Linked DNA regions of Homo sapiens: region 2 is linked to region 1. Evidence: read pairs that join two places in POLR2A ChIA-PET (ENCODE). Cell type or tissue: IMR-90. All regions are shown on one strand. Each heading gives the region's core, and the rest is flanking DNA. Links, peaks and the distances in the headings are about the cores only. Region 1 overlaps LOC105376105 (a long non-coding RNA gene). Region 2 overlaps TLE1 (TLE family member 1, transcriptional corepressor).

Region 1 (2,921 bases), core at 246-2,745:
CTATTGACGCAGGTATTTTTGAGAATCAATCTAAAATTGTCGTTATTAAAAAATCATTCAGCCAGGCACGATGGCTCACACCTGTAATCCCAGCACTTTGAGAGTCCAAGGTGGCTTCTGCCTCCTGCCATAAAACCAGTGAGTGTCATGGTGCAGGCAAACCCTGCAGGCTGCTGAGCTGAGAGGAGGCCAGATCCCCAGAGAGCTATGCAGCAGGCACTGGGATACCCCACCCCACCTGGTCCTGCCCCCACACGGAACTCCCGTGATTAGTAGTCCATATGGATCATGTAGACCCATCCAACACACTCCTGGCCTGTGGCTCGGTGACACCCTGCACATGTATTTAACCTCCCCCTTCCTTATATCAGATGTTAAGTGATCAGGTCTGTGGCCCTGTCTCATTAAAGGCTTGTGATTAACTGTGAAAAGAAGGAAGAAAAAGGAAAGGAGAGGAGAGGAGAGGAGAGGGGAGCAGAGGGGAGGGGAGGGGAGGAGAGGAGAGGAGAAGAGAGGAGAGGAGAGGAGAGGAAGAACGGAGGAAGGGAGAAAGGGAGGGAGGGAGGGAGGGAAGCAGGGAAGGAGGGAGGGAGTAAGGAAGAAAGGAAGGAAGGAAGGAAATACAAAGGCTTTGTGTAGACAGTGCCACCAGCTCAGCTTATATAACAAAGCAGCTCACGTCCCAAAGTTCATCACACTTTTCCTCATCATATGATTAAATTTCATAGTGTCCTGGAGATTAGAGAGACAAGCACTCTGTTTTACTGTGAAACCTAATTCCAGACAGATTCAGTGATAGTCAATGGCAGAATCATTGCCAATATTCACAAAATGATACTCATTTCTGGCCACCAAACTAACTTCACTTCCACATCACAGATGTGTCTGCTCTAACCCAAGTGTGTGTGTGTGTGTGTGTGTGTGTGTGTGTGTGTGTGTATCTTTAATATTTGGAGCCCATCAAAATATCCCAAAGATGTCAGCTGACAAATTTAGTACATCTTTTACCCGACATTAGGTACTTATATTTTCAAAGAGGATTTTTTAAAGACCAAAGAGTCTTTCAAGGCCTGAATAATGATTTTGTAATGGCAAAACTTGAAACATCATGAGCAATAAAATAACTTAATGGAACAAAGGAAGTAGGCTCTTCCGCAACTAACCCTGGCTATTAGTTTCCCAAACACTTAAGAAACAGTTTTTTTCAATCAAGTTAGTAATGGATAACCAGCTGTCCATCCACCATATTCATTTCTCACCATTTTCACACAAATTGCATATCATAGCAAGCTATCCAATGGACTTGGTTAACTAAGTTCTTTTTTTTTTCTTTTTTTTTGAGACAGGGTCTTGCTCTGTCACCCAGGCTGGAGTACAGTGGTGAAATCATAGCTCACTGCAGCCTCAAACTCCCTGGCTCAAGTGGTCTTCCTGCCTCAGCCTCACAAGTAGCTGTAACTACAGGCACGTGCCACTACACCCAGCTAATTTTTGTTGTTGATTTTTTTTTTTTTTTTTTTTTTGTAGAGACAGGTTTCGCTATGTTGCCCAGGCTGGTTTTGAACTCCACAGCTCAAGCAATCCACCTGCTTCAGCCTCCCAAACTGCTGAGATTACAGGCATGATCCATAGTGCCCAGCCAACTTAGTTTCTTTGTAAGTGTGTTTACATAAAACCTCACCCTCAAGAATCTGAAATAGAACAGGCAGCACACATTTCTTTGTTCCCCAACTCTACTTACTGTATAGTATGAAATGCTGGGAACTCTAAGAAATGTAAGCTATGGTTCCTGTCCTAAAGAAACTGGCGTAGTCAACACAAAAATAAACAATAGAGCAAATTATCATTTGGCCAATGTAATTCCCACAAAAATGTAATAATACACATACCAAAACCACTCCACTTTTCACTGGTTTCCCTCTGCATTTAGGATAAAGACAAAGCTTCCTAAAAGGGCCTGTGAGAATCTGTGTGCTCTGGGAAACAGCCTTTCTTCTGGACATAGATCCACTTGCTCTCTCTGCTCCAGATACCCTGTCTTTCGGTTCCCTGTCTGAGTATGCTCCCTTCTATCTCAGGGCCTTTGAGCAGACTCTTTCCTGGGCCTGGAAGGCTCTGCACTCCCCTTTTCCCTAGACCATTTCTTTTCATCAGCAGCACTCACCCCACACTCCATATACTTCCACTGTACCCACTGGGTATCTTTCTTGGCACTTTTCACTACAGCAAATCTTTCATTCATTATATAATTATTTTATATTTGTTTCTCTTCAGTCTGAAGATAACCCAAGAAAAGAAAAAGAAAAAAATTTTTAAGTAAAAGATATGCATCTCTCCACTTTTATGCTTAGCATATAAATAAATGGACCCATGAATGAATAGTTATGTAAATAAATTAATCCATACATAACGTTTTCATGTTTCTTTCTTTTTTTTTTTTTTTTTTTTTGAGATGGAGTCTCGCTCTGTCGCCCAGGTTGGAGTGCAGTGGTGGGATCTTGGCTCACTGCAAGCTCCGCCTCCCAGGTTCATGTCATTCTCCTGCCTCAGCCTCCCAAGTAGCTGGGACTACAGGCACCCGCCACCACACCCGGCTAATTTTCTGTATTTTTTAGTAGAGACGGGGTTTCACCGTGTTAGCCAGGATGGTCTCGATCTCCTGACCTCGTGATCCACCTGCCTCGGCCTCCCAAAGTGCTGAGACTACAGGCATAAGCCACCGCACCTGGCCCATTTTTATTTCAATAGCTTTTATTTCAATAGGGGTACAGGTGGTTTTTAGTTACATGGATAAGTTCTTTAGTGGTGATTTCTAAGATTTTGGTGCACCCATTCCCAAAGTAGTGTACACAGTACCCAATATATAGTCTTATCCCTCACCCTTTTCCAACCCTTCCCCGCTGAGTCCCCAAAGTCCATTA
Region 2 (2,921 bases), core at 185-2,684, 270 kb after region 1:
TCAGCTGCTTATTAACGTGATCACTTTCCTGATAATCAAATTTCTCAAAAGTAGACACAGCCTAGGAGGTACTGTTTTTGCCTAAATATTTATGAATTAATCATGACCTGACATGTTAAGAGATTGCCTGGAAATAAAGGCTAAAACTGAGATGAGTCACCTAAAATTTCAATTTTTGGGCACAATGGAAAACACTTAGGTTTTCTTAAGCAGACTCCTGGGCAGGTTTCCCTTCTGGCCAAGTTTAAAACTCTGCTTAAAAAAATGGTTCTTCTTTGAGAAAGTTGGCATCACTGCTGTGAATAGGGTGAACCCTTCAAAGGAAAGCCCCAGTGGTTTCTAGATTGTCAGGAGCCTGTACCAGGTAGAGGTGTCTGTTTACTGTGGATGCAATAAGTCAGGTGGATATCGGGGCCTTGGTGGGACTGGATTAACGTTCAGGTTTTATTGCACTGTGATTACAGTGAAAATAGGGCATCTTTACTCTTAAAAAAAAAAAAGTGAGAGAACAATTTTTCCCTCCAAAACCTCTTTTTGACTTGAGTTTGTGCTCTGTAATTAGAAAACCTGCAATTGTGAGCAGGTTTTTTTCTTTTGTCCCTATAATCTTTTTATCATTTCCTCACTGGGACATAGGTGGACAACAAACTCTGTGTCCTCATCTTTGAGATAAGGAGGTATAAATGTAAGTGCTGTCCGATACACAGATGACTTAGTCAAGTCCTGACCTAATGGCTTTTTAGTTTCAGGGCCATTTCTTGCATTAGCAAGTATTTCAACAGGGGCTGGAGAGCAAAGAGGCACAGAAACAGCTGAGCAGCTCTTAGAAACCATGCTTTCAAAAAAGCTTTGACATAGAGATTTTGTTTTTGCTGTGATTAGGTCCTGAGCTGGGGAACGGCAGTGTCATGAGGTTATTTAAAAATTAATTTTAAATAATTGTATTTATTGTCTGCTCCAGAGTTTGTTTTGTTTTGCCTGGAGGAGGGTAGAAGGGCCAGCTACAAATGAGAGGGTGGTGACGAAGGCATCGTGGTTTTAGCACCCTGTCCTGCCTCAACATTAACCGGCCCTGTGTGTCACCTGCACAGCTATCTTTCCATGAGTCCTCCTAACTGAGTCACCCACCTGGATTCTACAGTGATGAGTTGCAAAATCGAGTTGCAGGAATGCACTGGTTCTTTCCCATAGTTTGCATTTAAACTGTGTGAAACATCAATGTGTGCCCTTCAGACTGGCTGCACAGGCAGGGTTCTGAGATATGATATGGTTGCCAGTGGACAGATTTTCAACTTTGTCCATGTTGTTAACAAGTGGGGATCTCATTAGTTTTATGGGTTAAAAATACATTAGTTGAAGTGTTAGGCAGAGTACGTGAATGACCAGTTGGACCGTAGCAAAAAGTGCAGCGCAGGGTGATGGCTTGATTGACACCAGGTGTAGATGGAGAAGGCACACAGATGTGATGGGGTGCGTCGTTACCTAATTGTTTTAATGTTCACCGAGAAGTTAATTGTCAGTGTGGAGTGTGCTAGTAAATTAGGTTCCTACTGCCTTAGTGTAACTGAGGATAAATGAGGTGTCACGAGTTTCCAATCTGTACCTCTGACACAAACACTTTTCCTGCGGGGAGGAGAAAGTTCCCAAGGGGAATCAGCATGGCAGCTAAAGAAATCCATTTGAATAATGTGCTTTATTTTTGCATTAGGGAAACCTGTCTTGCTTTTGCTGTATGCATGAATGGGTTTTCCTTTCCATTTTGCTGCTGGTGGTTTCAGGGTTCGAACTTGTTGGCAGAGAAGTTGCTTGGAGGTCTTAGGATTCATGAAGGCCTCTGTAACTAGTGTTTGATAGCATTGACAGGGCAGCATTTTATTAAAGTTGCTTTTTTTTTTTTTTTTTTTTTTAGTAGTTTCTGAGGTTACTTTCCAGAACATGTTAGTAGATGTGAACAACCATTACTGTTAAATTGCTAAAGAAAAGTCAAATTCTTGGAACAAGACTATAAAGACTGGTTGTTATCCTTATTGAAGTGGCTGGGTCTTTGCTACCTTGGTCTTGAATAGGTGTTTGGAGCATGAAATAGACACATCACTTGTGTTGAATGGTCAGGATAAAGTAATACAGAGTCCCAATCTTAACATTTTCTTTTGACGCCACTGGGTGCTCTCTGAGGTTCAGTCAACCCACCTACTTACATTGTAAGTTCTTACATGAAGGTATGTGGTTTCATAATTGTGTTGGAATGTTTAGTTTTGTTTTATTTTAAAAGAATATATTGGCCTCTCGCATCCAGGAAATTCAAACACTTCGCCAATTATCTGGTTACCTTCAGGCCATTGAGCTACCACAGGGAAAGATCCTGCTGTGTGTTTAATAAAACATGGTTCCCAGAGTTAGGAAATTGTGCTCAGAATTTGTCTCAGAATGCACACAGGCTGTAATATCAGAAGATCTGCCATTCCTCTTTTCTTCTGACCAGCTCTTTTGCTGTCATAGCCATTCTGTTCTGTCATCCTATTAGTGCAAGTTAGATGTAACCCTTAGGAAGCATATATTAATAAATAGCAATTTGCTTGTTGCCAGTGAAGATGCCCTCTTGAGATCTGGTGTTCTCACAGAATTCCAGATTTTCGTGAGAGAGAGAGTCCAGTCCCTTCTTATGGAGTATATGGTTTCTGTGTTCTTGCACCTCATCTAATCATCTCAAGTACTTTCTATATAAAAGTTATGCCAGTTCTGCCCATTTTTGGACCCTCTTTATGTTTCTGATACTGAGCATTCTAGGAGGATCTTTTCTTTTAGACTTCTCAGATATGCTTCTCCCTTTATGTACAGGGTACTTGACCCTGTACCCACAAGTGTATGCCATATGTAGGTGTAGAAAATTATTTGGTTTTAGAATTTCAGTTTGTTTTGAA

The links. Peaks named below come from ENCODE experiments on the same cell type or tissue, not always from the same donor. Only the 100,000 strongest peaks of a DNase experiment are listed, where the experiment ranks them.
Region 2: POLR2A ChIA-PET joins it to region 1 with 10 read pairs; 3 of 35 experiments call an interaction of 5 or more read pairs at or near these places.

Annotation. Positions count from the first base shown.
Region 1 is chr9:81,897,952-81,900,872 of GRCh38, reverse strand. All of the region lies in intron 5 of LOC105376105 (a long non-coding RNA gene), which reads left to right. Among named protein-coding and RNA genes, the nearest start is that of SPATA31D4, 29 kb to the left of the region's middle. In IMR-90, for the core only: no CTCF peak of the experiment used is centred there; a DNase peak (open chromatin) is centred at 1,762; H3K27ac peaks cover 210 bases.
Region 2 is chr9:81,624,898-81,627,818 of GRCh38, reverse strand. All of the region lies in intron 8 of TLE1 (TLE family member 1, transcriptional corepressor), which reads left to right. Among named protein-coding and RNA genes, the nearest start is that of TLE1, 63 kb to the left of the region's middle. In IMR-90, for the core only: no CTCF peak of the experiment used is centred there; a DNase peak (open chromatin) is centred at 1,128.